Regions from separate parts of the Mus musculus genome. Here regions 1 and 2 are each linked to region 3. Evidence: chromatin loops called from intact Hi-C (ENCODE). Cell type or tissue: left cerebral cortex. All regions are shown on one strand.

Region 1 (8,000 bases), 310 kb after region 3:
ATATGGCCTTATTGGAATACATTGTAAGTTTTTGGGTGTAAGTTTGCTCACTGAGAGTGGGTTTTTAGTTTCAAGGTCTAAGTCAGGCCCAGTGACTCTCTTTCTGCTTACTTTCTCATTTGGATATAGAACTCTTGGCTCCTTCTCAAGCCTCCTGTCTGCCTGTTTGCTGCATTTGTTTTTGTTTGTGTTTTTGTTATTGTTTTTGTTTTGTTTGTTTGTTTGTTTTCCATGCTGACAATGGACATAATCTCTGAAACTGTAAGCAACCCCCAATTAAATGCTTTCCTTTTCAACAGTTGCCATGGTCACAGTGTCTTTTCACAGCCTCAGAACGTTGATTAAAACAATCCCCAAACAAATAAAAACAAACAGTAACATCCAACAAAAGTTCAATTCGCTTTGTGTAAAAATGATGCATCATAGTAAATGTCTAGGTTGTATTTCTCTCTTGGCATTTCAGAATTAACTGTATATTATATACAGAGAGCATCTTTGATACACACTTGCAATTACATTAATATTCTTACCCATGGTCACTCAGTTATTGTCACAAGAACTGAGGAAAGTATTTCTTCCTATAGTCCATGCCTGATTGGCAAATTTAATACATCCTCTATTACCTTCTATACTCTTTCCTATTAACCACAATTTGCAAATGCCAGTTTGTAATAAGAATTCAGACCCTATAGGGTATATTAATCTAAGTCTTTATCCACTGCTATCAAGGTATGCACTGCTGGATCTAGGCGATGTGTTCAGAGCAGAGTACAAATTGGCAAGAGCCACTATCTAATATTCAATGAAGTTAGAGAAGACTGAATGATTTTTAAAAATGTATCATTATTCATATCCAAGGCTTCCTCTGCACTTCTGTGCACCATCTGGTCCTGATGGTCGAAGTGCCAAAATACCATAAGGAAAGTTGTTTTTGTGGTATTTCCAGTCCAACCAGAATCAGAAAGTACCAGAAATCTCTTGAGAAAAGCTGTTGTCATAGGACACAGAACCTAGTTTGTCAGATCAAGAAGTTTAAGAAAAGTAGCTAAAATCACACTATGTTCCAAATTTAAATCCTCAACAAAGAGAGGATATTCTGGATTTAAGGTTTACCAGATGTCACACACAGAGAACCCATCCCACTACTCCTTCGTACACATATTCTTTGATCAGCTGCATTTCTTTGTAGTCATTGACTTGTTTATTCCTATTGCATTTGTGCATTTTTAAGAACGTGTTTATAGATACATAAAATAACAACAATTCCAATGAGAAATGAGTGGCAAAATGAAGCATCTATCAAATGGCTTAAACAAAATGTACACATTTTTTGTAGATTGCATATAAAATGTACAAAAATACTTTGTATATGTCAGGTTTCTGATAGTTACAGAAATCTTCTACGTGTCTTTATCCTTCTTTGCAAGGTAATCACAGCTTGTTACTGGAATCTTCAATCTCCATAGACTCAATCAATGCGTTGTAAACATAGTGCCCAAAAGATTTACAGTGGGTTGTTCAATTTGGCAGAATTTTCTTTTTCATTCAGTCTGAAAACCATCCTTGATTTATTGAACACTGACTTCAATTCAGGGCAATTGAGCTCAATTAAACAAAAAATTACCTCAGCACAGGTATAGAGGTTAAATTATGTATAATGGTATGGCAATTATTAAATTAGGCAAAGAAATGTACTATGCATGTACTATCCTAGAGCAAATGTCTGACAGTGCAAACTCGAAGCTTTTGTGTCTGACTGATTGAAATCTTGGTTCTACACCTGCCATTTGAGTAACCTACGGCTATTTACTTGCTTCTCTGATCTTCACATTTTTTTTTTCATCTAAAAATGTAAAACCAATTATTTTGCTGGGATGAAAGGATCAATGAACTATACAACAATAAAGTCTGGGAGGATAGCAGGTGCTCTGTCACCTCACTGATGCTAGTTTTATCTGAGGATTATGAAATAATAAACAGCTGCAGGGCAGATGCTTAAAGGATTGGTTATTACAAGAGTTCCTTGAAACTTGTGGTTAAGTTCTGTCTTATCCTTTGAAGAAAGAAGGTGTCACTATGGGCCTGTGGCTCACAGAAGCTATAGAGGAAATAATGCTATACTTCACTATGAATACAACCCATTCAGTTCCTATGGGCAATGTTTTAAAATGGTTCAATGCAGGAAAATGTAATGGCCTTAGAGGGGTATGGTCTGAGCTGAGATGTTTCTGAATTAATGTAAAATACACCTTTCATTCAATCATTGCTGGATAACATGCTATGCATGCCCTTGGGCCAGCCCCAATGAGAGACTTCTTCCAAATATAACTGAAATAATTCAAGTCTTTATATTCAGTGTCTGCCGTGTGCCGTGTGTGTGTGTGTGTGTGTGTGTGTGTGCGCGCGTGTGCTTGTAGGTTTGGAGGCTAGATGTTGATGTCAAGTGTCTTCCTCAATAGTTCACCAACTTAAGGCTGAGACAAGATCTCTCAATGAACGTGAAGCTCAAGTATCTAAACTCAGGTTTGTATCCTTTTATGGTAATTGAACCATTTCTCAGACCCCTAAAAGCCATATGTTTTAACTAAAAATAAAATTCTTGCCTTTGAATTTTCAGATAGTACTGACTCTTCTATATGTATGATAGTATAGTTTTCCTGAAAAGCAAATCTGTTCCTTAGACAACTGGTCCACCTCATTTATGTCCTGCGGAACATTTATTTTCTTTTTCAAGTTAAAGCCTGACAGGAGCCTCATAAAACCACACGGTGTATAGTTTTTCAGAGAAGTTTAGCCCTGATATACCAGGGTCTGGTCATTAAATGCAAATTCTTGGATCCCACAGTCCCAGAGTTGAACCCAGTTGTCATTCTGTTGGATTCCTTTAGTGTACAGTTTTACTATTCTGCTTTGGAACTCACTCAAAACACTGAATGAACTGACTCACTGTAATCCTCTTTACTCTCAGAAACCATCTTCTCTTTCTGAAATTTCCACAGAACCCATGTAATAAGGCAATTAAGATGTCACTTTTATGAAGCACCAAAGGAGTTCAACAACCCACCTTTGGGAGAACGCTGAATGAACCCTTCTCCTTGAACCTTGAGCAGACTGAGTGGGAAGCGAAGCTGCCTGCAGTTGCTTTCTTAACTCCTGTCACCCAGCAGTGGGGTTCATTGCCCAAGCAAAGCTAACATAAGCATTTTTTTTTCTTTGAATGATAAAACATATACAATTCTGTTTGAGCTTTGAGACATTGTCTTATTAGGAATGCAATCTGTCAAGGAAAGCAAAGAATGTCAGAAAAGAACTCCATTGTCTCCGTGTTATGTTACAATACTTTTATTAGAAGGTGGCATTCCCGAGGCTGCACCTGCCACTTGGCTTTGGGAACTGGCCAGCAATGAAAGAAAACTCAATGTGCAGTTAAAAATCTGAATGGCTCGACTGTGCATGGCTGTAACAAATACCAGGACTTAAACAGTTGCCTGCAAGGAATCTCAACTCTCTCTGTGTGTCTCTCTGTCTCTCTGTCTTTCTCTGTCTCTGTCTCTCTCTGTCTCTGTCTCTCTGTCTTTCTCTGTCTCTCTCTGTCTCTCTGTCTCTCTGTCTCTCTGTCTCTCTCTGTCTCTGTCTCTCTGTCTCTGTCTCTGTGTGTGTGTGTGTGTCCCTGTCCATGTCTGAATTACTTGACAGAGTGGTTTATTTGCTTTCCTTCATTATGTTCGCCTTAGAGAAATTTGTGGGAGCCTTAACAGCTTGTGCTTTAAAGTATTAAAAGTATTAACCTTAATTAATAAAAGTAGGAAATTTTAGCAATAAATATCAATATTAATGAAACAAAAACTTGAAAAAAATCCGTTGGAGGAGGAACACAATATGTGTAAGTGCATGTCTATATAGATATTCACATCTATAAATATAGCTCTTATGAATGTGCTAGATAAATTTTTTGCTCTAAAGAGATATGCTTTCTTCAATGTTCTCTCTTGAATTTCTGGTTCTAAATTATATAGAATATGTAGAAGCAATACTTGTTGACATTAGAGCTATTTTTTTAGATAGTCAGGTGGCAAAATTCAGTAAGTTTTGCTCATCCTTTCTTTTAGTTCTTGGTAGCTGCAGGCTAGGGGCACAGAGAAGGAGCAGAGCTAGAAAACTAAGCTGGACTGAAGGTAGTGGGAAAAACACGTTATTGCTAGCTATTTCTGGATACTTGATCAAACCACAGAAACAGTACCTGCTTAAGGAAATCCATAGCATCTCTTAAAAAACAAACTATAAATCAAAGTAGGCAGAGTTCCTTTTCATTAATTAAAGTGGGTTTTAATTCCTGGGAACTTTATTTGAGAAATGAGACAGTAAGCCAAATTGTCTTTCTAACCAAATAAATGGTTAGCTGCCACTGACTTCCAGGTTGAAGACTTCAGTAAAGCTGCTTCTTGGCCTTTGCTCCATATATCTGAAGACCTTGGAAAGTGATGACTTTATAGCATGTGACCACGTGGCTCTCTCTACTGTGAGGTAAGTGCAGAGCTCCAGCCTTCTCAGTGGGGGAGCAGAAAGAGTGATTAACTGAGTCCCTTTGAACACAATGCCAAAACATTCCTCTTCAGACTCAAATGAAACTTCAGCTTGGTTTATGCAAGTTATTGAATATGTTCTAGCACACGCATGAGGGTTTGTGTGTGTGTGTGTGTGTGTGTGTGTGTGTGTGTGTGTGTGTGTGTGTGTGTGAAGATTTATGGAGGAATGGTGACTGGGTGTAAATCAAACATGTGAAAGGCATTACATTCCGTTTTGTATACCTTACTTATCTCCATAGGTCAGGATCCAGGTTAAAGAAAGGTGAAATGTCAGGTCATTTTTAGCATGGTATGTTTTGCCTTTTTGTTTCTTCTGGGAATTTTTGTCTAACTGGTGTGTTTGCTTACAGTGATAAATCAGACTTAAAAGCCAATAAGCTTTTCTGAAATGTGACATTCTTCTGAACTTTAAATCAATTGCATTGATTCAATTGTAGAATATAAGTGAAGACTAATGCTTTTCATGTTTATTAGCTTCTAATTTACATAAAATTGAAGATGTTAATATAGTCCTGAGTTTTTGTGGAAAATTATTTTAGATGATTAAAAGAAAATAGGACCTCTGTTTTCATTTGTAGTGAAACATTAAAACATGCATCCAACTTAATTCCCACAACTTTCCCTCTTTTCTTATGAAAGAACACTTAGGAACATTGAGTCAGGGCAGCCTTTGTCAACCACACCATTGCTGTTAAAAGCAACATTGGTTTTCACGGCAGTTTTACCAGAAGTAAAAAAAAATAACATGTCATCTCTTTGGAAATTTTTAAAGTATAGAAATATTCACCAGTCAATATAGAACTTGCAGACTTTGAAACGCTTCCCATTAACATGGCACCTAAATTACTTCCCCTGAATATTTTATGAACTCCCATGCCTTGTGAAATGATTTCTTTTATTTCTGACTCTTAATCCTTTGTAGATTACATTGCAGATGTTAAGGTAATATAGTATTATTACAAAGTGATTGGGAAAGTGCATATGCCATGTTGTTTGATCAAAGGGAATAAATATCCTTTGCTTAAGGAGGACTTAACAGCCGTCATTGGCACGGTTTCTTGCTAATTTAGATTTAAAGTAAAACTCTCTTACTGAAGTGCTGAATCTTTCCTCTTTGCACTTTCTGAGACTCAATTTCCATGCCGACAAAAAAGGGTACAAGATTTCTGCCTCCTTTTTCAGAAGAATTACACTAGCCTTTATTCAACTACCTCTGTGACTTACGTTAGAAAGGGCTCAATAATGAGACTTCATCAGTTATTTTTCTTGTGTCTACCTTTTCCTGGCATTTATTCATCCCTGGCATGTTTACTCACATGGAAGACAAGCAGGTCTTCCCTTGTCATTGTTTAGAATTTGATTTGGCTGTAGAAATAAATCTATGTACTGAGGAAGAAAGTAGTTCACTTTGGTTGTAGAAATACATGACGTGAAGGTCAAATTAGGAAGATACACATGAACCGATAAACTATAAACTGCTATAGAGTGGTTATTGAGGTCACAGTAGGCATTCATATACTTTCTTGTTTTGAAACATTTATTTTGCTCTTCCTTCTCAATTCTTGCACAGCTTTTTTTTTTAAATAGACTATGAACAGACTATGTAAAAGTTTTCAAGGCTGTTATAAACATCAGAACATCAGACTCTTTTATTTTTTTTTAGTATAGAATAGAGTTTGTTTATTCAGGGCATGGGGAGGGGAGTTAAGAGTTAAGAGGGTAGTAGGGGCAGAGATAAAGGCAGAGAGAGGGAGAGAGTAGAGAAGTAGAGATCTGCCATGACCACATGGAAAGAGGGGGGAAGGGAATGGGAAGAGAGGGGGAACATGAGGGCAAGAGGTGAGAGAGAGGGAGAGAGAGAGAGAGAGAGAGAGAGAGAGAGAGAGAGAGAGAGAGAGAGAGAGAGAGAAGAGAACCAGACTTTTCTCTGAGGGAATAAAGCGTGATCTAATGGGGCCTGCACCCCTGTGAGTGGTGAAAAATACTCTGAACTCTGAATTCCTTGGGGTTTTGCAAGAATGGAAAAAGAAAAGGGGATAAAGGAAATCTCTCTCTCTCTCTCTCTCTCTCTCTCTCTCACACACACACACATACACATAATCACAGAGTAGATAAAGCATGATACATACACATGAATACACATGCATACACATACATACATACATACATAATACATAAACTTTGAGTGGATAAAGCAAAGCTCTGACCAACTTTACACATATACATATTTATATATACACAGTTGGTGTATGAAGCAAACTCCAACAAGCAGATTCCAACAACTTTATTTTTTCTCCCATAGCTTATATATCCTAGCAAAATCTTTTAAGGTATACAGAAATCACAATGTGGTTACATTCTATTTTTCGTTAAACGATGTATCACAATAAGAATGTGTAGAAAACCATGTTCCGGAATACCCTCATGTGAAGAAACATGTAGTACAAGTGAAGAAAATAAAAGCAGCAATAACAAAATATTCCCAAGAACCCAAATACATTCATAATTTGTCATTCATTAACAAAATGTAAACATTTTCTTGGCCTGTTTTTCCTTAATGGCAGTCCTCAGTTTGTGGTTACAGAGAAAGAATCAATTATTTTAGTATTTATCTTGAAAAGTAATCTTATAAAAATGTTAAAAGGAATCAGAAATCTAAATCTTTATATAAAGGCCAATAAGAGTCATTTCTACTTTAAATCCTCAGAATGCAGACTGCTCATCAGTAATTTTTATTAAGTCACAGCAGGAAGCTGAAGGAAAAATGGGTACAAGAACTTAACTGTCACCTTGATCACCAGTCCTGCTTCAACAAGGAGTTACTTTAGTCACTGCCATTAGGTTGTCATTGTTCCTTGTTCCCTGACCTTTAAAAACAATTCCTAGTTTAAAAATTAAGAGTGCGTTGTTCTGAACTTCAAATTGTTCTCTAAGATTTTTTTACAATAGAGCCACTAACAAGACTATCTTAACCTCACTAGCAGTCTGCTTCTCCAAATTCTTTCTAAGGGTGTTGGTCATTACAAATAATCTGCATTTCTAAATTCTTTCTAAGGGTGGTGATTGAATCATTAATCTGTTCCAGGAGCAACGCCTGTAAATGATCAAGCACTATTATTGTGAGTGCCAGAGATGCTGCCCAGTTAGGGACTGGAAATCCCCTTTAGAGTTTTTCATACAATTCTTAGATGAAGACAGCTGTGAACGCAACAAGCAGAGCAAAACTCCCTATAGCATGAAGTCCCCAGGACATGTAGTCCTGGGCTTCTGTTTCTCCTAGGTACAGCCTTCTTGGCTGTGCTAACCGGAGGGCCACATTTTGTATGTTCTGAAGCTGTTTTGCTATTCCTCTTGCACTGCGCTCAACAATGATGTTGCTGCCCTTGCTTCAATTATCCACAAACTAGGTACTTC
Region 2 (8,000 bases), 940 kb after region 3:
ATGATCAAGTTAAATAAAAACTGAAAATAAGTATTTTATCTATACAAATATATATGTAGAACACTTTATATCTTGAATTCATGTAAATTATAAAACACAAATTATAATTTATTTTCTTACTGCTACTTATCTTTTCCTATTATTTATTCCCTTGATAACCTGATCACAGCCTCTTTCTCCTCCCAGTCCCTCTATGTAAACTGTGCATCTCCCCACTTCTACCCCTTACATTTGAAAAGGTGGAGGCCCTCCCTGGGTTCCAACACATCCTGTTGCTTCAAGTCACAGAAGGACTAGGCATGGTTCTCTCTTACTGAAGCCAAACAAGGCAGACCAATTCGGGGAACAGGATTCACAGGCAGGCAACAGAATCAGGGTAAGCCCTGCTCCAGTTGTTAAGGAACACGCATGAAGACCAAGCTGTGCCTTCATTTGTGTAGAGAGCTTAGATACAGCCCTATTTTGGTGGTGGTTCAGTATTTGATTGGTGGATAAGTCTCTGAGAACCCCCCAAGGGTATGGGTTAGTTAACTCTGTTGGTCTTCTTTTGTAGTCTTTATCCTTTTCAGGTTCCTCAGTTATTTTCCCCAGCTCTTTCACAAGACTTTCAGAGCTCTGGCTAATGTTTGTGGTCTCTGCATCTGTTTAGGTCAGCTGCTGGGTGAAGCCTCTCAGAGGACAATTATGCTAGGCTCCTGTTTTTGAATCCAGGTGACAGATACAAATATAGCCTGATACACCAAAGTAGTTGAAGAAGGCAAGCCTGCCATGTGGCCCTCATGATCCTCTGAGGACAGCTCAGCATAATTCCACCTCCCGACCACCGCAAATTGGAAAGGGAATGATTCGGCATTCATTTATGTCTGTCTCACACAGGGCACTTGCAATTCCTGGCCAGCAATGACAAATATAGCTATCAACAGTGTCTTCACATGTTGCATCATTGTGACAAGGCCTTGACTAACAATGAACCATCAATGTCTCACACTGTATCCCTGTGAACCCACTCCCCATGCAGGCACAGTAGTAGTTGTCTCCTCCATCCATACAAAGACCTGCATGGAGATGTATCTGACTGGTACATTCATCAAAGTTGAGTCACGGTGGTCTTCAGTGAATTCATGTGCATAGTCAAAGTGTAATCTCCCCAAACATACTGACACATGGCACCATGTAGACACAGCTGGAACACACGTTCATCAATATCCAACTAACAGTTTCCACTAGAATACTCTTGCGGACAGACACATATGTTTCTTCCTATCTTATTAAGGCATACTGCCTCATTCATGCAGGGATCAGAAACACATTAATTCACTTCCAATTTGCAATGCTTGTCTTGGTATCCAGGCACACTGAAGCAGAAATAACCATTAGTTACAGCCTACTGCACAGCAACATTATGGTAAGATCAAGAACCACACTCATTATGATCGGTCTCACAGAATCTTCCAGCTTGTTCAACAGGGAAGATAGAGGCAGGGTGTTCAGAGTCTCTATGGTAGGAGCCTCAACATTGGCAGGTGTCTCCTCCAAAGGAGTTAGTGACAGTTTTACAGTTCAGTCCTCTGTTCCTAGGAGGACATTGGCACAAAAAGCCCCTATCTTCTGGGTGTTCAAACAAGTGGCAATTCTGTGGAATTCAGCAATACTAAATACCTAAGTTACATGTATAAATTCGAGGGCATGCTTCTGAAACCTAGCCTCTAAAACAGTACATTGCTGTGTGATTGTATCCCTAGGTACCTGAAGATAGACAAAATCTGTTCACAGGAAACTTAATTAGTACAGTCACTCTCCAGGGATAAAACAAATATAGCTAGGGTCAACCAGAGACAGAGGAATAGAAAATTTCTGAAATTTCATATTTTTAGAATAGTGCTGATTATAAAGATGTGTATATTTTAATCATGTACTCAAATTATAAACTTATTAAGTATTCCTTCCCCATACTTTTCCTTGGCTGACAAGATAAATAAATAAAATGTATAAGTTTTGTCCTATATAAGTAACTTTAATTTGATTATTTAAGTAATTGTATAACTTTCCTAAAATTTTTAACTTTTCTTCTTTTTTTGGGGGGGAGGGGGGTTGAGACAGGGTTTCTCTGTGTAGCCCTGGCTGTCCTGGAACTCACTTTGTAGACCAGGCTGGCCTTGAACTCAGAGATCCACCTGCCTCTTTAACTTTTCTTCTGAAGCTTTATATTAATGTTCTTTGAGAGATTAGAAAAGAGTAGATTAAGAGGAGAAAAAGACTACAAACTTATTGAGAGGCACCTGTCCATGGAAACCACAATAATATAAAGCTCAAAAATGTCTCTTAAATGTGTTTAGTTGCAGAGAGTAAAGTAGACTATGTAGATGCTTTAAAGTCACAGGAAGCAATTTTACAAGTTAAGAATATGTTCAAAGTGTAGACAAATTCTAGAATTGAGTTGCTTTGGCATTGGTATACCGTATTAGATTTTTAGTTTAGTCTTCTTTGGTTGATGAAATTTCAGTAAGAGGATTGGAGGTGATTGTGTTGTTTATGATCTCTGCCATCAATTAGCAAGGTGGGGTGACTTCAGAGAGTGTTTACTGGATTCGTTACCCCACTGGAGCTCTTGGTTTGACATCCCTTCCAGTGTGTGTTTTTGTATTTTTACTGATAAATTAGATTTATTTATTTATTTATTTATTTATTTATTTATTTATTTATTTATTTATACACCAGATTTTATTCCCCTCCCAGTCCATCCTCAAACTGTTCCAAATCTCATACATCCTCCCCACCCCCTGTCTCCACAAGGATGTACCAACCCCCCACCCTCACCCCAACAGACTGCTAAACTCCCTGGAGCCTCCAGTCTCTTGAGGGTTGGGTGCATCATCTCTGACTAAACCCATACCCAGAAGTTCAGCTGTTTATGTGTTGGGGGCCTCATATCAGCTGGTATATGTTGTCTGTTTGGTGGTCCAGTGTTTGAGAGATTTCGAGGGTCCAGGTTAATTGAGACTGCTGGTCCTCCTACTATGTTGTCCTCAGCTTCTTCCAGATTTTCCTTAATTCAACCACAGGGGTCAGCCTCTTTTGTCCATTGGTTGGGTTTTAAATGACTTCATTAACTTAACATTTTAACTGTCTAAAAGATAATTCATGGCATTTTTTTTTAAATAAGGTATGTTTCTTATTTAGATTGAAATCATCTCTCTCTCCACTCCTCCACTCCTCCTCCATATGTGTGCACATGTGTGTAGGCTTGTACTAGTGCACGCTATGATTCACATGGTATTTCAAGGAAAGATTTCATGAGTCACTTTTCTCAACCATATGGATACCAAAGATGGAACTCAAGATGTCGAATATTTCAGAATTTTCTATTTTTTTCTGAACCATCCTTTTTTCCACCTTAAATGACTTTGCTAAATTTTTTTATGAAGGGACATGATATATATATATATATATATTAGAGGAATGTAAAGATAATTTTGTACCTTACCGTTTCTTTAAAAGTAGAATACAAAATACAAATAGCCAACATTTTATTTTAACAGTAAAATTTCCTGCTCCCTATTGAATGCCTCCTCTTTTCCTCCCTTTTCTTCTTTACATGGAATCCAATTTTTGTTGTCTAACAATTATTGGGAGTGTGCCCTGCCCTGAAGTTTAGAGACTTACCAATGTCACACTATTAAAGAAAGCTGTCTATCCTAAAGTCTTCCATTTTCTAATAACTACTGAGCTATTGGTAGGATTCCATGCCCAAAGCACTACCTATACCCTACTGAGATATCACTATTGCTTGAGCTTGAATAGGTCTTGTTAATGCTCCTGTAATTGCTGTGGGTTCATGAGTTCTCTATATGAACAAAAATTTTGTGTGACTCTGGTTTTGGCAGAGCCATTCCTAGCATCAATATGACAACTTTAGAAATAATGCAGTCATGGGAATTCACTTCACTGGGTAAAATCCATAGCCATAGTTGATCAAGTTGTCAGACTTTTAGGAATCTAAACATGACACTGAAAATACTTCATATTATATTGAGCATTTATATAAGTAATTGCATGACCAAAATAAGAACCCCCCAGAATAAACCACACTAAATTAAATACTAAAAAATATTATTATAAATTTTGATGTAAATCATCCAGAAGGGATAATTAACTTGTATATAGTACAAATATAACCAAAGTGCTTTATTTAATTTTGTTCATTATTCTGCTTAATTAAAAAATAGAACATTATAGGTATGTCATTATATGAACTAATAAAAAATAGAAAAAACATCTATTGAGAACTAGTATAAAATAGAAAAAAAATTTATTGAGTACCTTGTCCATAGTCAATATTTACAATTGAGTAAGACTTTGTTATAAAATCTGAACCAGAATAAATCTATCAGAAAATAAATTGGTATAATATATACTTAAGACTGAAATGCTCTAAAAATGGATTAGCCAAAGCAAATGCAATCTTGAGCATATAGTATGACGTAAGGAGGGAGGTCTCGGGGTTTTCTCCATTGAACATAGTCATCTGCCCTAATCTTATTCAATTTCAACGTCTTGTTTCTTGTCTCTAGCTCTAGTTATGAAGTGAAGTTTATTCAGACACATTTGTTCTGCTCTCTGATTCATTTCTGCACATAGATCAGGATTTGGTATTTTAGTTTCTCAACATGCACAAGTAATTAATAGGAGAGTTAATGTAAATAAGCTTAGGAAATTCACCAAATAATATGATTTAATAATAAGGTAATATAATGGTCTTGATGCAAACAAATGAAATTTTATGCACAAAAATTTAAAAGAAAGAAATACAGAAACTTTCATGAATAAATTATAGAAATTTACTAAATTTCAAGATTATAAGTTATGTTTTACCCCTAGACTCAGAGTTATGCTTATTCCTCTTTGGAACAACACATTTCACAACACCTTCGTGAAACAGCTTCCAATGAAATTTCACCTAGAGTTCTTTTGTTTCGGGTTTTTGTTTGTTTGTTTGTTTACATTTTAGCTCTTGGAACTTATTTTAAGTTGATTTTTGTATACTCTGCAATCATCTAATTTGAATGTCATAATGAAACCCTTCATTGTATACAGAAAGTAACATAATTTGTAAGTGAGTGAAATGCTATAGCATTCCACAAACAAAGGGGTGATCTGGAAGTCTTAAGCAAGTGTCACAGACCAATGGAACAGAACACAGTTTCCAGAACAAAACAGCTACCAATGTTCAAGATAAATCCCAAAAGTATACAGACAACAAAGGGAAGGCTCTCTGATAAGTCCAAACTAGTTAAGCACATGCAGAAAACTGACACATGACATCTACCATTCACCTAGCACAAAAATTAACACAATTAACCAAAAATCTTGGCATAAATTCTATATTACTTTATTAGGGAAAGAAACCATTGATGATATACTTTTAGGCATTCTCATAGGATTTTTTTGATATTAGAATATAATTATATCATTCCCCTTTACTTCTTCAAAACCCACTCATGCCACGACCTATTTTCCTTTAGGTGCATGTATGCATGTATGTATGTATGTATGTATGTATGTATGTATGTATGTACTTGTAATATTTAACTAAGACCTATGCATTCTGTATGTCACTGATGTATGTGTTTCCAAGGCTGTCCATTTGGTACTTGATGTCTGCTTGGTGTGTTCTTCCTGGGAAAGTTCTCTTCTCTAAGCATTCCTTAGCAGCTTGTAGTTCTTTGTCTAGAGTTGAGGTGTCCTGAGCATTCCTCTCTCACATTACATGTCAATTAATGCCACCCTTGTATCTGAGTTACCATGTTGTTCACATTTCATGGATGTTGATTAGGATATTTATTTTCTTTTTAATTGGTTACTTTATTTATTTACATTTCAAATGTTATCCCCTCTTTCCAGTTTCCCCTCCACAAATACCCTATTCCATCCTTCCTCCCCCTACCTCTATGAGGGTGCTCCCCTATCTGCCTACCCACTCCTGTCTCAGCTCCCTAGCATTCCCCTACCCTGGTCATCAAGCCTCAAGAAGACCAAGGGTCTCCCTACCCAGTGATGCCCTATAAGACTCTCTGCTACATATATAGCTGGAGGTATGAGTCCCTCCATATTTACTCTTTAATTGGTGGTTTAGTTCCTGGGACCTTTTGGGTGCGGAGGAGGAGTCTGTTTGGTTGATGTTGTTGTTCTTCCTACAGTGTTGCAAACCCTTTCAGCTCCTTCAATCCTTGCCCTAACTTCTCCATTGTAGATCCCCATGCTCAGTCTGATATATGATTGCTTCTATCCACATCGGTATCAATTAGACTCTAGGGGAGCCTCTCAGGGATCAGCTATATCAGGCTCCTGTCAGCAAGCACTTCTTGGAATCAGCAATAGTATCTGGGTTTGGTCTCAGCAGATGGGATGGATCCCTTGGTAGGACAGTCTCTGGATGGCCTTTCCTTAAGTCTCTGCTCTACTCTTTGTCCCTGCTTTTCCATTTGACATGAGAAATTCCGGATTCTTATATTTGAGGTGGGTAGGCGGCCCCTTCCCTCAACTGGGGGCTGTGCCTATCCACTGGATATGGTCTCTACAGGTTCTATATCCCTTTTGTTGGGTATTTCAGCTATTATCCTCCCTATTGGATCATTGGAACCTCTTGGGTTCCTGGCATCTGGGACTCTCTAGTGGATACTCCCAGTTCCCCCTCCCTCACTGTTACATAACTCCTTTCAAATTCCTGAATCCATGTACTTCTCCCCTATGTCCTCCCATATCTGAACTGCTCCCCCTTTTCCCTCCTTTCCTCTATCCCTCCCAGATCTCTCTCTCCCTCTACTTCCCAATATTATTTTCTTTCTCCTTCTGAGTAGGACTGTATTTTCCACACTTTGGTATGGGCTTCTTTCTTCTTGGGTTTCATATGGCCTGTGAGTTGCATGCATTTCTAAGAAACACAACTCTTCAGGCAGTTTCAAATTATTCCAAAACTGGAAATTATACAAGATGTGGATAACACTACATCCGGAAAACTTCTAACCATTGAAGAAAACGGTAACAGAGTAAAGAGGCAACCTAGATAATGGATAAAAGAATGCCAACTGTTATATTTAAAAGAGCAAAATTCAAATACAGAAGCAGCTAAATAAATTAGACCAATTTCACTAACATAAAATCACTATCTTAAAAAATACTATTTAAAATGAAAAATGTGATCTGCTAACAAAAAATGAAATAAGAAAAAAAAAAAACCTCATTCTCCTCAGACCTTAACAAAATATGAGACAAAATTATGAAACTCTATCTCTGTAAGTTAGAGTGTCTATAGGCTCTTTATTTAGGCTCCCCATAAGATCCAACTGTCACATTTCAAAAAGACAGCATATTAAGCTGTCATAACACAGTCTCCCTGCCTATTTCTTCTTATTGTGGCACTGGCCACCAATGGTTAAGTAAGAAATCAACTTTGGTACCTAGAGATAGATGACCATATAAAGAAACTATAGCATGTATGCTCAAAGGAACATTGTAAAATCACAGGAATAGAATGCTATCATTTGCAATAAAACAGATGGAGGTAGAGGTCATCAGCAAATGAGACAAAGTACTATTAGAAAGCTCTTTCCCATGGAAATTAAAAAATTAAATTGACATGGGGTGGAGAGATGGCTCTTTATATACAGTGCTAGCTGCACAAGCACGAGAACCTAAGACCAGCTCCCAGCACCTACAGGAACCCTGGGAACCAGCAGGTCCTTGAGAAAGCCTGATAATCTGTGAAAAGCTCTTCCTGGGATTTTCTGCTAACAAGACCTGCTTCAGATTCAGTGAGAGTCTCTGAGTCAATGCCATAAGGTAAAGAGCAATAGAGCAGTTTTCATCTGACGTCTGCATTGCCCCTAAATGCACACCATATTAACATACTGCAAATATGCATATACTGCACTCATAATCCCTGCTCATTATACTCACACACACAGAAACACACACATTCAGGATTACACACACACCCGCTC
Region 3 (8,000 bases):
CCTCTTTCTCAGCTCCCCTCCTCCCCTCCCACCCTTGCGGAGTCCCTCCCACTTCTCTGGTTTAAAGAATGCTTGGGAGGAGCCGCAGCAACTCTAAGCTTTCCAAGAGAAGTCAGATGGGGCTTTTAACCCTGTCCTCCCTGGAGAGAGTTAAGTGCACCCCGCTTTGCCAGGGATGCCAACTTGACCCAGCGCTGCTCCTCTCCCTCTCTCTAAGCTTCCTCAAGCGTCCTCCCTACACACCCGGAGCTTCTCTGAAAGATGAAAAATCCTTTCTCTAGTCCTCTGGATGTATGTCTACACCAGAGGAGCTATTAGACTCAGAAATGATCGAAACGTAACATGAGAGGGTAAAAATATAGCAAGTCTCTCAAACCAAAATGGCGTTATTTCACTCGCCGGCAACATTGGGGATGTGCTGCACCCCCAGTCTATCAAAGGTCCACTCAGCAAGCTTTCTTCCATAAACTTTAACTGTAGAAATTAGAGTGTGGCATCATATTTAGACACATCTACTTTCCCCCATTACCCTGCCTGCTCCTGGAAAGAGAGATGTTCCGTAGATGAGTTGTCTCCATAAATTACAATAGACAACTGACAATGACCGCTTCAAAGACTAACCAGCTCTACAGTTAGGACGTCCAATTGATACAGCTTTCTCACTTGCGAGTCTCTTTGCAAAGGTTAAAGGGTAATCTAAGAAATGGGAGACATGACTCTTTATTTGATCCACCCCCACCCCCTTTTGGCAAGGGGATGGTGGCCTGGTTTGCTCCCCCATTCATTGCTGTCCCCGTGTCTCCAGCAAGTTGTGGTCCTGTTTTAACTAGTCTGGAGACCGGCGGAATACTAACAGAAGGGGGAGGGGGAGCAAGCCGTCGCCTAGCGTTAGGCTGTAGAGGCGCACCGTGGGTAGGGCCCCGGGAAAAGCGATTTACAACTTGAAAGCTGGCCTGGACCAACTCCCTAGAGATGTCCTCTGCTCCGGGGGCTGAGAACTTTGGCAGGGGCGTTGGCTATAACGCGCTGGAGATGGTTTCCGGAGGAACCCCCGAGCGAGACCGCACTCCTTGTCCTCAGTTCAAAGTCTGAGTCACTTGGCAGCACTTCCCCAATTGTTTTTATTTCCTTGCAGTGCTGTTGTGTCTGCTACCTTCATGGATTTGAGCTCTTAAACCCTGGTAAGGCGACTTGGAGAAACGCCCGATTTGTCTCCCAAGCCACACAGGGATCCACCCAAACCCGCCGCGACTCGGGCATTCTCTCACATTGGCACACACCACTGGGGTTCAAGAGAGCTTGCCACCCTTCCCCGTGCTTTATATATACAAAGGAGGCTAGAAAACACATAGACATACCCTCGTCTGTCTTTTCTCCAAACTCAAAGTGTAACCTACAAATAACCAGGAGAGAATGGAGCTCCAATGGAGACTTTAATTTGAGAACAGATAGTGAGAGTCATCTTGGAAGCTTCCGAAGTAAAGTGCCAAGATAAGAGTGGTGATGTTGATAGCCTTCAGGAACAACTGCCCCTGGTCGCCCAAGGCGCCTGGCAGGCCACATGATTTATCCAAATAGCAAGTGTGGGACCAGCCCTTCCAAGACAGACTTAGCTAGCTGGGCTTCTTAATCATGGAAGAGATTACAAGAAAAAGTGACCACACTAGCTCTCAAAACTCCAGTAAGAGCCCTGGGCTGTTCAGCTCAGAGGAGGGCTTTTTCCAGGAGGCCAGAGTCTAGTGGAGGCTCTAGGGCAGCTGGATAGGTCCGTCCCCCTTACTACTCTGGGTATCTGCATTCAGCGCCTGAGGGCATAGAAGGACCTATCTCCGCAGCCCAGGCACTGGACGCAGGGAAAGTGGACTCCCCAGTATCGGGATCTCCTGGGGACTTTTCCATCCCTGACCAGTAAGGAAAGCACAATTACACCAGCTATGGAACTACCAGTTCTGGTGCAACAGCAGGGCAGGAAAGGTCCTTGGCTTGTAAAAATCACGAGCGATTGGAAAGAAAACGAACTAGCATCCCCAATTTAGTGGGGAATTGATCCCGGATTTCGGGCATAGGGCAGGTAGGGGCTTGAGATACTGAGGCTTGATAATAACACTTCTTGCATTCAACCCAGATGGGTATGGAGGGTTGTTACTTACCGGACTTAAGAGAAGCATTCTAAGGAAATGAAAGGCTGTTCTAAGCTTAGGGGATTTGGAAAACTCCATTTAGGATCGATGCTTTTGGCAGGTAGCAAATGAGCGATTTTACCCACAACTCGGTTACAAAACTCCCTAGAGGACTTGGAATCGACTTGAATGTAGAAGGCGCAGCCCCCCCCCCCCCCACACACACACACACATACACACCGGGTCCCCAAGTAGTCGGGGTAGATAGAAAAAGAATCCCATTTTCTTTGCGGATAAAAAGACAAAACATAGAACACCCACCTAGTGACCACCCACCACTTGTTCAAAAGGGAGTGGGGGTCCAAATAATGTGGTGGCCATGTAAAGAAAGCTAGGGCAGTCACTAGAAATTTCACCTGGCACAGCAATCCTTTTACCTGGCAGCCTTGTCTCCTTAGCTCATCCGAATCCAACCGGGTCCGGGAGGTGGAAAGGGAAGAAGCTAGAGCGGCAGTAGAGGGACTCCCCGGGCATGGTATTGTTTTAGGGGTCGCCGCCGAGGTCCCTCCTGCCCATCGTTGAGAACTGCCAGTCTGGTCCTGAGGTTCAGTGGACGCGGTGACCGGTTCTGCGCTGCTGCCTCCACGTTCTGGAAACTTGGGACAGAGGACCAGATAAGAGCGCACCTGGAAGCAGAGAGAGAAAGAGCTCTCTGCGTGTTTGAGAAGCACTGCCCTTGGTGTTATCTCCCAGCGCACATTCCTTGGTGGTGACAATGGATGACGCCAAACTCACAAGTGATGGCGACTGCTTTCAAATGTACAACTAACTGCAAGGTACCCGGCAAGACAGAAAGCTTTGCTCACCTCCCACTCCTTTCCCTCCCATCGAGGAGGGAACTGGCTTAACCCTGTGTTCACCCTACACTCCGGATAGAAGCTAGATTGCGCTGAGAAACCACAGACGCTGGCTTTCCGGGCAAAAGCTTTGTTCACGTGCAGTTCCAGTGGGCGTGTGGCTGTCTAGGGGCACTTGGGTGGCAAGGTGCCAGTGGCGCGCTTTCCGAGAGAGACTCGGAGATGGGAAGGAACCTAACGTTTCATCCGGACCAGACCCAGCCCTCACAATCTATTTTTTTTTTAACCTCCAGTTACCGGATTTATTGAAGTTGCCAGCAAAGTTGGCTTTTATTCCTTTACTTCTGTGTCCCCCGCCTCTCATATAATTTCCTTGCCCAGCTGCGCTTTGAAGACTTAGAAATCTCTGATCAAGCTCTAACTCTTAACAGAGTTTCAAGTGCAGTGCGAGAGGAATGGAGAAGGGGACCCACCCACTCCTGCCAAATTTAAATGAAACCGCAAGGAGAGTGGCCTCCCTCCTACCCATCAGAAGCTGGTGTCAACTAAATGACATCAGTTAAATAAGAAAGAGTAAAACACCTGAAGACCGGGTGGAAAAGAGACAAGAACGAAGTTGGTATGTGATTGGGTAAACGAGCCTAAAGAGAAAGGCATGAGTGGAATAAACATAGAGAGGGGGAAAAAAGAATACAAATGCAAAAATTAAAAATAGGGGAGCAGGGCTTGATATATATCAGGTTAGTTTTAAGGGCGATTTGACTAACAATGTCTCCTCAGCTCCCTTGGAACAGGTTAATTATATAATGAACAAATTCCGGCTTGGGTTTAGTGAACAGCTTTGCCTATACATTCAGAACTTCCAGAAAGTTAATTGAATAAGCAGAGAACCCGTCTTGTTGACCCAGAAAAGAAACTCAGGCCTGAGAAAACTGTTCTCTTCTGCTGTAGCTTTCTCTGTCAAATGAGCCCAGACACTGTGATCTGAGCACAAACGTACAACTGTTTTTCTCAGGCTCTATTCTTCAGTAGGAAGCTGTTAGACAGTGGAATAGGCATTGCTGAAAGGGGTTATTTTAAAAGGGAGAGCAAACCGCGCTTTACCACCGAATCGGTGCCTCCTCCGGACCCAATATACCCAACCCGATGTGAATGGCAGAAACTGCAAATGCCCATCTGAGCCCAGCAGTCCTGAGAGGCCTCTGGAGCTGCCTCAGACTTCAGCTTGAAGAATTCCGTTGTAAATCCTTCTGATTTGCCAAGGTGGCAGCAGAGCATAGCAATAGCTCCTTTGGTTCTTGAATCAGCAAAGCTCACAATTTAGGACATATGCATTTCCACCGTTCTTTAAATATCCATTCTTCTGTGCAGTTATGCATATGTGTCCCCAGAACCTATCATCCTCTATATCCTTCTTCTGAGAAGACAGTATATTAAGCTCATTCTTACAAACATATATTGGTTAACCAACAAGATGAAACCCTAAACAGGCTTGACATTGTGATTCATGCTACTGGAAACAGAATTAATCCAGAAAAGGAAGAGGGGGTGGTTATTAATAAATATAATTTCATTTTCCAGTAATGATGATTCAAAAGTATAATAAAGTAGTGCAATGAGCATATCCTCCTTTCTAAAAAGCTATGGGTGTTGTTGTTATTATTATTATCATGATTTTTATAAATGTAAGAAAATACTACTGGAAGTGTATGTAGAGAAGCAATGTGATAAGTCGTAAGTCTGACTGAAGAGTCAACTTAAGGAATGCATGGAAGTGAGGTCAGACAGAACAAAAGTCTTGTATTTGAAAAACAAAAAAACAAAAACAAGATAGCCAGAACATTTCTGAACAATAAAAAAGTTATTTTTGAAGGAATCACTTTCCCTGACTGCAAGCTGTACTGAAGAGCAATAGTGATTAAAAAAAGAAAAAGAAAAGAAAAGAAAAGAAAAGAAAAGAAAAGAAAAGAAAAGAAAAGAAAGAAAAGACAAGACAAAACCTTCATGGTATTGGTATAAATACAGACAGGTTGATCAATGAAATAGAATCGAAGACCCTGAAATAAACCCACACTCCTACAAAGCATACAGTAGAAAAAAAAAGCATCTTCAAGGAATGGCCTAGGTCCTTTATCCCTCCCTCCCTCCCTCCTTCCCTCCCTCCCTCCCTCCCTCCCTCCCTCCCTCCCTCCCTCCCTCCCCCCTCTCTCTTTCTTTCTTTCTTTCTTTCTTTCTTTCTTTCTTTCTTTCTTTCTCTCTTTTTTTGGAGAGCTTCAAACATGAGCATTGTTACCTACATCACTTGCACCATCTATGCCTCAAATTAACCTCATGTTCCTCCCTCTAAATCAGTGGTCTCATTAATCATTGTTACACACACACACACACACACACACACACACACACACACACACGGAGAGAGAGAGACAGAGAGACAGAGAGACAGAGAGACAGAGAGACAGAGAGACAGAGAGACAGAGAGACAGAGAGACAGAGAGACAGAGAGAGACAGAGACACAGACAGAGAGACAGACAGAGAGAGAGATGGAGAGACAGAGAGAGATCAATGTGTCCATTTAGCATAACTTCTATATCTATGCCTTAAGGTCTACCTATCATTACCTATCTGGGATTGAATATCCCATAAGACACCTGGTGGTTGGAAAAGCCTGATTCTCCTCTCATCAGCCACTTGTAAGTTTGGGACTATGTGAAATTTTCGTTGTCCACACAGGCGTGTCAACCGGCACTGGCATTACATAGATTTTGTCCAAGCAATCACATTATGAGTTTTCACGGGTACATTTGTCCTGTTATGCTTAAGGATTACTATCTAACATCAGGCCTCCCGAGATTCTTGATCTTCCAACTTTTCTGACTAAATTTCCATAATACTCTTGGAGCTGTTTGAGTGTAGATGTTGCACTGCAGGTGTTTCGGTTGTGACTGGACACCTGCCTTCCCTTATTCTCTGTATTTTGACAAGTTACCGACCTCTATAACAGTCTTCATCGGCTGCAAAAGAAGCTGCTTTGTTGAAGGGTAAGAGCTACAGTAACCTGTAAAGATAAGTATTTATAATATGCTTGGGAAGCATATACGTTTTGGAAAATGGCAGTACTAAATTCTTCTTCCTGGTTTATGATCTCTCCAGCATCTCCAGGTTTACAGTACCAGACATTAATTCCTTCCTATTGAGCAGGCCTTAAGTCCGATTGCACCATTGATGAGTGATATCTTGCCAATGCAGGCGTTTTTGGTGGCTGACATGAAATTATAGCTGGTAGGACTTACCTATTACCCCTCTCCCTCAGCAGTGTGCAGAGCATCATCTGGTATGATGAACACCTCCAGTATGTCTTTGAAAGATTGTTCCACACTCTCCCTTCTCTACTCAATTTGAATCAGTCTTCAACTAATCTGCATTAAAATAGTCTTTCTTTGATCTTCTTTGTGCTTCCCTTCTATTCCTACATCACATTCTTCACTTGTTCAAAACCTCAACTAATTTATGCAAACATAGCAGTCATTATACCCATGGCTTCTCGTCTCCCTCTGTCACATTTTCCCGAGAGAGTGCTGTTCATTTCAATTTTCCATAAAGTGATGTTTAACTATCTGCAGTTTGTCTCTCAACTAGACCTTAGCATCTCAAAGTATTATATTGGTTTCACGCTTCTATTTCAGTTGTACATAGTCCATCATGCTTCCCCTCACCAGATGCTCAAAGATGGTTTGATTTCACAAATAAGCCTTCTTTGCCAGGCATAGAAATGCACCCTTCCTTCTAAGGTAGGGACAATGGCAAGAAAATCCATGGCTAGCATGCAGTGCACAGATTGCTTTTCTTCTCTTTCACAAGTAAAAAAATACTACTAATCTATGAAATTATTTTGTCAGTGGGGCTGTTGTCCTGCCATCTGCAGCTCTGGGATACATTCCCTTCTGATTTGAAAACATTACACTGCAAAGATCCCCTCACAAACATCTGTAGAAAATGTTCAACTTGTAGCAGGCCTTTGATGAATAGATTTTGTGTCTACCCTGTCAAATTCTCAGTCTAGTGAAGTCCCAGAGACACATAATTACATGCTCATTACAGAAATAAAACAATTTTAGTATGTGCAAAGTGCTTTAGTGCTTTGAAAGACATTTCTCTAGGGAGAGGGCCTCATTCAAGTGATGGTGAAGATCTCTTGACAGTATACTGATTTTACAGGGACCTCTGTGGCATTATTTTATATCCAGCCTTCTGTGTATTGCGGCCCCAGCTACTGGAATCTCTGGTCTCATGAAAAAGCCCTTTAAACTAAGATTGGAAAGCCAGCCTATAAGTAATTGCTAGAACATCCATTTTCTTAGCCATGTTATTTTTTTTCCCATTTCTGTGTAGGTTACAAGATGATTATGCGTGAACAAAAACAGAAGGTACACACTGACAGGAAACAAAAGCACATTAAACCATGGAGATTTCCTCTTACATAAACCTGCCTTTTGGTCTGCAGTTGCTCTGTTCCAAAGGAAGGCTAGCAAAAACTTGATGTATATTCTTCAACTGCCGTAGGGGGAATAACTTGGAGACACACCTTTTAAAAAACAGAGTATAAAAAGAAACGCAAGATCTACCCAGGGACTTATTTAATCTTAGATGTTTCCATTATAGTAAATGGAATAGAGCTTCATATATCTAGCTGTGATTTTGATGAGCAGAGGCGGATCTTATAATCTGAGAAAGCGTATTTAATTGAATGTGTCTATGTTAGACTCTGAATTAAAACTGATATACGTCCTCTCAGTTTCTGTGTATTGACATACTAGAAAAATAAACTTAATTTCCTAGGAAGGCAGAGAATCCGTTTGCAAGGCTGACTTTTATTAGGAAAACAAACACATCTTCACTCTGGCTTGTTCGATTACAGATATTCCAAACTTGGAGTTAGAAGATCTTATTTCAAGTCTCCATCAGTGTATCGGGAAATCATTAAATGTTTCTCAGCCCCAGTCTCCTTGCTATCAAATAAAT

What was found. A loop is a pair of places that touch in the nucleus more often than their neighbours do. Peaks named below come from ENCODE experiments on the same cell type or tissue, not always from the same donor. Only the 100,000 strongest peaks of a DNase experiment are listed, where the experiment ranks them.
Region 1: a loop joins it to region 3, with 2.6 times the contacts of the local background. A loop is called at or near these places in 4 of 42 quality-filtered maps.
Region 2: it touches region 3 in a loop (4-fold over the local background); 2 of 42 quality-filtered maps call a loop at or near these places.

The regions. Positions count from the first base shown.
Region 1 is chr12:95,381,293-95,389,292 of GRCm38, reverse strand. No RefSeq gene overlaps it. Among named protein-coding and RNA genes, the nearest start is that of Gm26055, 6.3 kb to the right of the region's middle. In left cerebral cortex, no CTCF peak of the experiment used is centred here; DNase peaks (open chromatin) are centred at 918, 2,040, 3,062 and 4,549.
Region 2 is chr12:94,751,207-94,759,206 of GRCm38, reverse strand. It overlaps the pseudogene Gm18504. Among named protein-coding and RNA genes, the nearest start is that of Gm26055, 620 kb to the left of the region's middle. In left cerebral cortex, no CTCF peak of the experiment used is centred here; DNase peaks (open chromatin) are centred at 3,245 and 7,825.
Region 3 is chr12:95,687,173-95,695,172 of GRCm38, reverse strand. It overlaps Flrt2 (fibronectin leucine rich transmembrane protein 2), which reads right to left and starts at 2,947. Exons shown (of 2, transcript NM_201518.4): 1 at 2,558-2,947. In left cerebral cortex, CTCF peaks have their summits at 883 and 4,242; DNase peaks (open chromatin) are centred at 2,978, 4,230, 6,724, 7,508 and 5 more places; H3K4me3 peaks cover 4,111 bases; H3K27ac peaks cover 4,212 bases.